2 separate regions of the Homo sapiens genome follow, and region 2 is linked to region 1. A link is an interaction called in ENCODE POLR2A ChIA-PET data of the cell type or tissue named here. Cell type or tissue: B cell. All regions are shown on one strand. Region 1 overlaps GON4L (gon-4 like). Region 2 overlaps SYT11 (synaptotagmin 11).

The links. ChIA-PET counts read pairs that join two places held together with the same protein. Peaks named below come from ENCODE experiments on the same cell type or tissue, not always from the same donor. Only the 100,000 strongest peaks of a DNase experiment are listed, where the experiment ranks them.
Region 2: POLR2A ChIA-PET joins it to region 1 with 7 read pairs; 4 of 35 experiments call an interaction of 5 or more read pairs at or near these places.

What each region holds. Positions count from the first base shown.
Region 1 is chr1:155,814,482-155,819,481 of GRCh38, reverse strand. It overlaps GON4L (gon-4 like), which reads left to right. Exons shown (of 32, transcript NM_001282860.2): 7 at 3,220-3,270; 8 at 3,582-3,677. Among named protein-coding and RNA genes, the nearest start is that of GON4L, 40 kb to the left of the region's middle. In B cell, no CTCF peak of the experiment used is centred here; no DNase peak of the experiment used is centred here; H3K27ac peaks cover 362 bases.
Region 2 is chr1:155,870,804-155,875,803 of GRCh38, reverse strand. The region is part of intron 2 of SYT11 (synaptotagmin 11); the gene reads right to left. Among named protein-coding and RNA genes, the nearest start is that of SYT11, 14 kb to the right of the region's middle. In B cell, no CTCF peak of the experiment used is centred here; no DNase peak of the experiment used is centred here.

The sequences.
Region 1 (5,000 bases):
GAGTTCAAGACCAGCCTGGGCAACGTAATGAGACCGAGACCTTGTCTAGAAAAAAAAGCAAGAAAAGGAATTGGTGTATTCTTCCACATTACTTTTCCTACAGTTGAAGAAAACTAGTATGTTATTTCATAACATTCTTTTCTTGGCTATACATCCCCCAATTTCTCCCCCCCTTTTTATTTTGGGAGTCTTGCTTCATCGTCCAGGCTGGAGTGCAGTGGCACAATTCTGGCTCACTGCAACCTCTGCCTCCCAAGCTCAAGTGATTCTCCTGCCTCAGCCTCCTGAGTAGCTGGGATTACAGGTGCGTGCCACCATGCCCGGCTAATTTTTTTGTATTTTTTAAAATTTTTATTAGAGATGGGGTTGCACCATGTTTGGCCAGCCTGGTTTCAAACTCCTGACCTCAAATCATCTGCCCGCCTTGGCCTCCCAAAGTACTGGGATTACAGGCATGAGCCACTGTGCCTGGCCTTTTTGTTTTGAGATGGAGTCTCACTCTGTCACCTAGGCTGGAGTGCAGTGGTGCGATCTCAGCTCACTGCAACCTCTGGCTCCCAGGTTCAAGCGATTCTCATGCCTCAGCCTGCTGAGTAGCTGGGATTATAGGCATGCACCACCACACGCATCTAATTTTTGTAGTTTTAGTAGAGATGGGGTTTCACCATGTTGGCCAGGCTGGTTTCCAATTGACCCATGTGATCGCCCGCCTTGTCCTCCCAATGTGCTAGGATTACAGGCGTGAGCCACTGTGCCCGTCCCATATCCTTTTAAAAGTATGCCAAAAGAAGACTCTACTGAACCAGATATGGTTTGACTAGTAGTTAGATTATCTCCACAGTGTTCCAGATTACATATTTCTCCTAATGTAGCCTAAGGTCAAATTGACCTTTGTTTTTGGCAATCACATCACTTTTTTTGGTCTGGTTGACTAACTCTTGTTGCATAAATTGAAATTTCATCTTTCTCTAGGATGTGTTCACAAATGAATAGGTGGTAGCTATGATGAAAGCAGCCATCAGTGAGGAAGTTCTATGAAGTCTACTTGACATATAGAATATAATTAACATGGCTGGGCACGGTGGCTCATGCCTGTAATCCCAGCACTTTGGGAGGCCGAGGCAGCTGGATCACCTGAGGTCAGGAGTTTGAGACCAGCCTGGCCAACATGGCGAAACCCCGTCTCTACTAAAAATACAACAGTTAGCTGGGCGTGTGGTGGGCGCCTGTAATCCCAGCTACAGAGACGAGAGGATCGCTTGAACTCAGGAGGGAGAGGTTGCAGTGAGCGGAGACCATGCCACTGCACTCCAGCCTGGGTGATAGAGCAAGACTCTGTCTTAAAAAAAAAAAAGAATATAATTAACATTAATTCTTTATTTGATTTGGGGAAAAAAAATCCAAGGAGATCAAATTAGGCTCTGAATTATGTTTATTGGCCATGAATATAGATGTGGAGAAGTTGGGCCATCCAAGACGGTATAGTTTACGTAGGAGAGCAAGTATTAAAATGTAGGTCTCTTGCTTCTTAATTCTTTCTTTTTTTTTTTTTTTTTTTCAGTGACTTGCTCTGTTGCTCAGGCTAGAGTACAGTGGCCTAATCATAGCTCACTGCAGCCTTGAACTCCTTCCTGTGCTCAAGGGATCTTCCTGCCTTAGCCTCGCAGACAGCTAGGCCTATAGGCATGTGCCACCATGTCCAGCTAATTGGTTTTTTTGAAACATTCTTTTGTAGAAATAGGGTCTTAATGTGTTGCCCAGGCTGAACTCAAACTCCTGGGCTCAAGTGATCCTTCTGCCTTGATCTCCCAACATGGGGGGATTACAGGCATGAGCCGCTATACTTGGCCTTCTTAATTCTTACTAGACTGACTCCAACACACTTCTGAATGCTGGCTTGCCTTTCTAATGGATTTGGCAGTAGGTAGGAAAGGGAAATGGGCCTGAATCACATCATTCCCTTTACCCTATATTGGTCCCACCTACACAGCACTAGATAAATGGTCAGAACATAGCAGGGCTGATTTGATTTGAGAAGCTAAGACTCCTTTTAGAGACAGAACCTAATGGCCAGTTGGCTTTTGTTCATAAGGTGCTTTTGGTTGGGTTACAATTAAATGGTCAAGAAATTATACATCCTCAATGGCATTTTATCAGCAGTATATAAGAACTTTAAAAAAGTTCTTTAGGCTAGATGTGGTGGCTCACACCTATAATCCCAGTGCTTTGAGAGGCTAAGGTGGGAGGATTGTTTGAGCCCAGGATTTTGAGACCAGCCTGGGAAACCTAATGAGACTCCATCTCTACAAAAAATTTAAAAAATTAGTGAGGCCTGGTGAGGAGGCATGCCTGTAGTCCTAGCTAATTAGTAGGCTGAGGCAGGAGGATCGCTTGAGCTCAGGAATTTGAGGCTGCAGTGAGCTCTGATTGTGCTGCTGCTCTAGCCTAGGCAACAGGGCAAGATCCTGTCTCAAAACAAAAACAAAAACAAGAAAAACTTTCCCCCTAGCTCTTATAAAAATTTTCAAACATTCAAAAAGTTGAAAGATTGTTACAATGAATCTAAATTCCAAGAGTAATATTTTGCCATATTTGCTTTATATCTCTCTGTGTTGTTTTTTCCTGTACTATTGGAAAAATAAGTGTGGACAACATGAAACTTTGCCCTAAATGCCCTGGTAAAAGCTTTTTTTTTTTTTTTTTTTTTTAAGAAAAAAAAAAGCCCATAGGCAGAGCAGGGCTACCCCATAGGCAGAATAGTCCATAAAAGCTTTTCATGGCTGGCTTTTTGGAGTTGTACTTATGGTGGATTCATGTAACTGATTACAAAAATATATTGCTGTTAAAAGACTACTGTAACCAAAATATCTTAGGTTTGTGTAGTTTAATAGTTTATAAATAGTTGTCACATCTGTTGTTCCATGTAAACCGCAGCTGTGATATGAACAAGGTAGACATTGTTTTCTTCATTTATAGAAAGAAGTGAGGCTTACCAGGTGTAAGGCAGAAATGCTAATGACAGTAATAGATTCTTTCCTGGTTTCTTCTTTCTAACTCTGACAAATAATTGAGAGTATACCCTCAGGGATAATCAACACCTCTAGATCACTGCAGTTACTTGTTAAGTATATGGCTGTTAGTGATGGTACAGAGGAAGTAAACATGAAAAACAATTATTTCAGTTAAGATAACTTAATTATTTATATTCTTTGTTGGTAGGTAATTCCAACATGGAATATTTCACCAATTAAGAAGGCCAATGAAATTAAGGTAAACTTGGAAGAAATAATTGTTATTCTTTTCCAGAAAGACTTCATCGGTTTTGAAACTTAAGTACTTCCTCTTTAACTTTTCTTGATCAATCTTTGTTTTAATTCCAGCTTTGTTTTTTTCCATTCTATTACTCTTAGGTTTGTATCTCATGGAATTCACTTTAACCTCTGCCTCGTGTTATTTGCTTTAGCTGTACATTATGCTCTTAGGATTTTTTTTTTTTCTGCCCTGCTTCTTCCCCTTATTTTCCAAATACGTATGATTTGTGTTTCCCATTACTTCATTTCTTTCTAATTGTACTAATGTAGCCTCCTCAGTTTGTGGATATCCACCTTGAAGAAGATGATTCCTCAGATGAAGAATACCAGCCGGATGATGAAGAAGAAGATGAAACTGCTGAAGAGGTCAGTGAATGTTAGTTGGTAATATTTGTCTTAATAGAGCAGGGTATACTTTGCTTCCTTAGTAATGTCACTTGTAGAGAGGATTGAGACATGGTTCTTTTTTCAGCTCATTTCTGTGCTTTAAGCTGTTTTTCTGCCCTTTATACTCCCTTAATTTTAGAATTTGTTGTATTATGAAATACAGCATAGAAACGTGCATAGAATAAAAATGTATAGCTTTGGTTATTATAATGCAAATCCTCATGAAACTCATAGCAAAGTCAAGAAATATATCATTACTAGGACAACCCCTGTATACCCTCCCCAGTCACAATCACCTCCCTCCCCCTAAAAATAACCACTACCCTGCCTTTTAGTAATTATTTCTTTGCTTTTCTTTATAGTTGTATCACCTCAATATGTATCTCTACACACTGTAGTTCAATTGTTACTGTTTTGAACTTTATATAAATGGACCCATGTTTATATGTTTTGTTCCTAGCTTTTTAAAATTCAACATTAAGCTTTTGAGATTCATTTATACTATTGGTTTTAGCTATACTTCGTTCCCTTTCATTGCTGTGTTAATATGTTCTTTGACTTGTTTCTTAATGTGTTCTTTGAATTGTTTTGTAAAAGGATTTTAGACCAAGGCCTTACACTTTGTAATGCAGATTAGGATAGTGATCTGATCCCTGTCCCCACCTTTAGGATTTTTTTTTTGAGTCTCCTCTGTTGCCCATGGAGTGCAGTGTGCGATGTTGGCTCACTGCCATCTCCATCTCCCGGGTTCAGGCAAGTCTCCTGCCTCAGCCTCCTGAGTAGCTGGAATTAACAGGCGTGCGCTACCATGCCTGGCTAATTTTTGTATTTTTAGTAGAGATGGGGTTTCGCCATGTTGGCCAGGCTGGTCTCGGACTTCTGACCTCAAGTGATCCACCCGCCTCGGCCTTCCAAAGTGCTGGGATTACAGGCATAAGACACTGACTGCACCTGGCCTTTAAGTTTCTATTTAAATTTTATTTTCTGTTACTGTAACTAGTTGAGTGATGGATTTTATTTATTTATTTATTTATTTTTGAGACAGAGTCTCGCTCTGCCACCCAGGCTGGAGTGCAGTGGCGTGATCTCGGCTCACTGCAACCTCCATCTCCTGGATTCAAGTGATACTCCTGCCTCAGCCTCCCGAGTAGCTGGGATTACAGGTGCACGCCACCGCGCCTGGCTTATTTTTGTATTTTTAGCAGAGACGGGTGTTCACCATGTTGGCCAGGCTGAGTGATTGATATTTTATGATTCCTTCTCTTGAGATACTTCAGACTTTGTGGAATGAGGTAGGGGCAT
Region 2 (5,000 bases), 56 kb before region 1:
AAACTGTGATATTTCACATGATTTTAAAAATTTATTGAGTCTATGTTTCGTCCTAGGAGCATATGGAAATGTCTCTCACAGGGCATAAAAAATAACTAACTAGGCTGGGTATGGTGGCTCACGCCTGTAATGCTAACACTTTGGAGGCCGAGGAGGGCGGATCACTTGAGGTCAGGAGTTCAAAACCAGCCTGGCCAACACGGTAAAACCCCGTCTACTAAAAATACAAAAAATTAGTGGGGCATGATGGTGCACACCTGTAATCCCAGCTACTCAGGAGGCTGAGGCAGGAGAATCGCTTGAACCCAGGAGGTGGAGTTTGCAGTGAGCTGAAATTGTGCCACTGCACTCCAGCCTGGGCGACAGAGTGAGACTGTCTCAGAAAAAAAAAAAATCTAACCAAGGTTTAAACCCACTCCTTAGCTTTTGAAATTGAAATACAAAAGGGGATCAACTTTAAAAATATTTTCATGTTTTTTCTCTGCTAGAGAGAAGCCCCACATTTTGTCCTTACCCATAACATATGTATTGTCAGCTTTTTTTTTTTTTTTTTTGAGATGAAGTCTCGCTCTGTCACACAGGCTGGAGTGCAGTGGTGCGATGGCTTACTGCAACCTCCACCTCCTGGGTTCAAGCAATTCTCCTGCCTCAGCCTCCCGAGTAGCTGGGACTACAGGCACATGTCACCATGCCCGGGTAATTTTTGTATTTTTAGTAAAGACGGGGTTTCGCTACATTGGCCAGGCTAGTCTCAAACTCCTGACCTCATGATCTGCCTGCCTCAGCCTCCCAAAGTGCGGGGATTACAGGCGTGAGTCACCATGCCCGGCCTATTGTCAGCTCTTAATCGTATCCATGGAAAGTATCCTCAGCCAGTTTTATTTTATTTTTATTATTTTTATTTTTATTTTTTTGAGACGGAGTCTTGCTCTGTCACCCAGGCTGGAGTGCAGTGGCGCGATCTCGGCTCACTGCAACCTCTGCCTCCCGGGTTCAGGCCATTCTCCTGGCTCAGCCTCCTGAGTAGCTGGGACTACAGGCGCCTGCCACCATGCCCGGCTAATTTTTTGTATTTTTAGTAGAGACGGGGTTTCACCGTGTTAGCCAGGATGGTCTCTATCTCCTGACCTCGTGATCCGCCTGCCTCGGCCTCCCAAAGTGCTGGGATTACAGGCGTCAGCCACCGCGCCCGGCCTTATTTTTATTTTTGAGATAGGGTCTCACTCTCTTGCCCAGGCTGGAGTGCAGTGGTGTGCATTCACTGCAGCCTTGACATCCAGGGCTCAAGTGATCCTCCCAACTCAGCATCCTGAGTAGATGGGACTACAGGCATGTGCTACCAGGCTCAGCTAATTTTTGTATTCTTGGTAAAGATGGGGTTTTGCTATGTTGCCCAGGCTGGTCTCAAACTCCTGGGCTCAAGTGATCTATCCGTCTCAGCCTCCCAAAGTGCTGGGAATACAGGTGTGAGCCACCATGCTTGGTCCCTCAGCCAATGTGTTTTTGTTTGTTTTGTTTGTTTTTCCCCTCGAGACAGGGTCTTGCTCTGTCACCCAGGTTGGAGTGCAGTGGCACGATCTCAGCTCACGGTAACCCCCACCTCCTGGGTTCAAGCGATTCTGGTGTCTCAGCCTCCTGAGTAGCTGGGATTACCGGCGTGAATCACCATGTCTGGGGTTTCCGCCACGTTGGCCAGGCTGGTCTTGATCTCCTGAGTGGAAGCCATCCGCCCACCTCAGCCTCCTTAAGTGCTGGAATTATAGGCGTGAGCCACCATGCCTGGCCCTCAGCCAGTTTTGAATTACAGTCTGGTTGCTCTTGCCAACCAGTATACTTCTGGGCTTTTTCCTTTTGCCAGAAATCAGAATGTAATCAGTGAATATAAACTCATTTTTACTATTAGCCACATCAAATGAAAAGTAATCCCATATGGAAAAGAAAATTGAATGGATTCCAAAACATTCAGAACTGAGCTATCCAATACAGTAGCCACTAGCTACACGTGCCTATTTACATTTTAATTTAAATTAAATAAAATTAAAATTATAGTTCCTCAGTTACACTAGCCACATTTCAAGTGCTCAATAGCGACATGTAGCTAGTAGCTACCACACTGCATGGTGCAAATATAGAACATTTCTATCATCATTAGACGGCACTGATCTAGAAAGGACTTTTGCATTGTTTTGGCTACTGCTCCCGTCTGTTTCCATGAATAATAATAAAATGTTAGCTAGGTTTGATATATCCATTTCTGGGGCCATCCTTCAATACTGAGTATCTAAATACTAAATATGCAGTCTTTAAATATGATTCTAACTTTATATACAGAGGAAGGATAGGTGGGGGAAAAGCAACGTTTCATTATTTCTTTTTTTTGAGACGGAGTCTTGCTCTGTCGCCAGGCTGGAGTGCAGTGGCGTGATCTTGGCTCACTGCAACCTCTGTCTCCCGGGTTCAAGCAATTCTCCTGCCTCAGCCTCCTGAGTAGCTGGGACTACAGGCACGTGCCACCACGCCCAGCTAATTTTTGTATTTTTAGTAGAAACGGGGTTTCACCATGTTGGCCAGGATGGTCTCAATCTTTTGACCTTGTGATCCGCCTGCCTCGGCCTCCCAAAGGGCTGGGATTACAGGCCTGAGACACCGCGCCTAGCCGACATCTGATTTTAAAAGCACAGTTTTATTTGCAAGAATAACACGAATGACAAGATTATAGCTTAGGTTTCCCGATTACTTATTTAAAATTCTGTATCCTAAATCATCCATTCTAGGAAAATCTTCCTAATCAAAATCCCCATGCCTCTTTCCTAGTTTTTTGGGAAAGTTGACAACTTCTGGTTACCCTTTTCATTTTTTTCTCCCTTAAAATCACTCCTCAGGCAACTGTCCTCCATCTGATCCCTCCTTCACCTTGTGCCATCTCACACGGGCAGCATGCCCATCCCCACTCAGCGCCGCTTTGTGATGCCCAAGTCTGTAGCCACAACACCACCTGAATGCCACTCCATTCTGCATTGAAGGCAATTTAATGTCATTCCCTCAAGCTCCCTCCCTTTCTCTTTCTACCCAATTCCCATTCCAAGTAGCTATGTCAATGGCTCTTTCTTTTGAAAGAGCCATTGAAGGCTGTGAGCAAGCTCTGTTTCCCAGCCCCTTGGCCTAGTGAGGCAAAGGCCCTGTTGGGGGGCAGGCAAGCAGAAGGACAAGGGGGAGAAAGGATTTTCTCATGCCTGACAGAGCTGCGGGGCTCGGCTCTCTGAGGGCAATCTCCTTGCTCCTTCAGTGGAACAGAGGAACAGGAACAGTGGTCCTAAAGAATACACTCAGAAGAAATAATACTTAGGCAAGGGATAGTCTGTTTTCCTATAATTAGCAGAACCTCTTTCAGAGTGATTTTCTAGCCAAGGAGCCCTTGTATTAGGTGGACCATCATAAGCTCAATAAACCCTTCTTGAGGCCAGATGTCCTGAGGGCCACCTCTAGCCTAAATCACAACCATGGGAAAACAAAACCTTAACATTCAATCCCATCCCCCTTTTCCTCCCTGCAATACACATACATGATCTGTTGCCCAGTCTGGAGTGCAGTTTGTGGTAATAGCTCACTGCAACCTCAAACTCCTGGGCTTCCCGCCTTGGCCTTCCAAAGTGCTAGTATTACAGGGGTGAGCCACTGTGCCTGGCCATATTTTCTTTTATTTTTTTATTTTTTATTTTTTATTTTTTATTTTGAGACAGGGTCTCCTTCTGTCATCCAGGCTAGAGTGCAGTAGCTTTTTCCTGGTCTATGTAATCCAGACCAGGAAAAAGCCCTTTACAGCCAGTGTGGCATGGTCCAGGGCAGCTCTAGCTGACGTTCACCAAGGAGAGATCCTACTTTGCTATGGTAGGGAGGATTTGGGATAGACATTTGCAGCCTGCACTTCTAGGGAACCTAGTGGATGAGTGACTAGGGAGATGACAGCCATGGCTCAGATGGAACATAGTCCTGCCTACGGGCACTGGTTGGGAAAATGGGTTTAGGAAGCCTGGGAGGCTGGAAGGCTCTAGGGTGGGGCTGCACAGGCTCTGGGTAACCTATCTCGGGCCTTCTCCAGGGCATGTGTTGCTCAGGATCCTAGCCCTGGCTTATCCCTCCTCAAGGGAGTTAATAAAGTGGAAAGAAATGTGGCTCTTGCCAAGAGCCCCTGGCAGCTTAGCAAATGCCATTGTCTGTGCTGTGTCCAGTGCCCTTGATTTGAGGCTGTTTTGTTCCCAGCCCAAATCAGTCCCTTTCATTGCCAGTCTCTTCCCAGCTGCAGCTTGGCACAGAGCCATGTTCTACTCCCAGCCTTGGGCTGCAAGTGTATAGCTGTCTGGAGGAGTCCAGCTGGTTGGTGACTTTACCAAGGTTGGAGTCACAGGGAAGGGTGTATTGGAAAGGCTCCTCCTTCAAGGAGAGGTAGACAAGGGAAGGAGTAGAGGATGGGAGCTGCTGTGAAGGGAATACGGAAACAGCAGAATGGGTCGGCAGAGCCCTGAGGAAAAAAGATGGGACAGGGGAGGGGAGAGAAGGGGATGAAACAGGCCACTGCTTCCATTTCTATTCACACCTTCTGATTCCAGTCTCAGAGGATGCGAAAACCCCTTCAGGGCTGGACTCTGGGATGTCTCATTGTATCCTGGCATTGAGAACCACAAGATGTTGTGGCAGTGTCTTGTTTATGCTCTGACGTTCACCAAGTTTTCCTATAATTAGCAGAACCTCTTTCAGAGTGATTTTCTAGCCAAGGAGCCCTTGTATTAGGTGGATGAACATAACCTCAATAAACCCTTCTTGGGGCCAGATGTCCTGAGGGCCACCTCTACCCTAAATCACAATCACAAATGTGTCTAATATTCTTCAAGATTCTTGGACTTCCCTGGCCCCTGTGACATGGATCTGAGTGTGCCAGGTGGCAGTAGCAGTTCCTTCAGGCAATGAAAGGCAGGACCGGGCTGGCTGCAGGGGGACAGGTG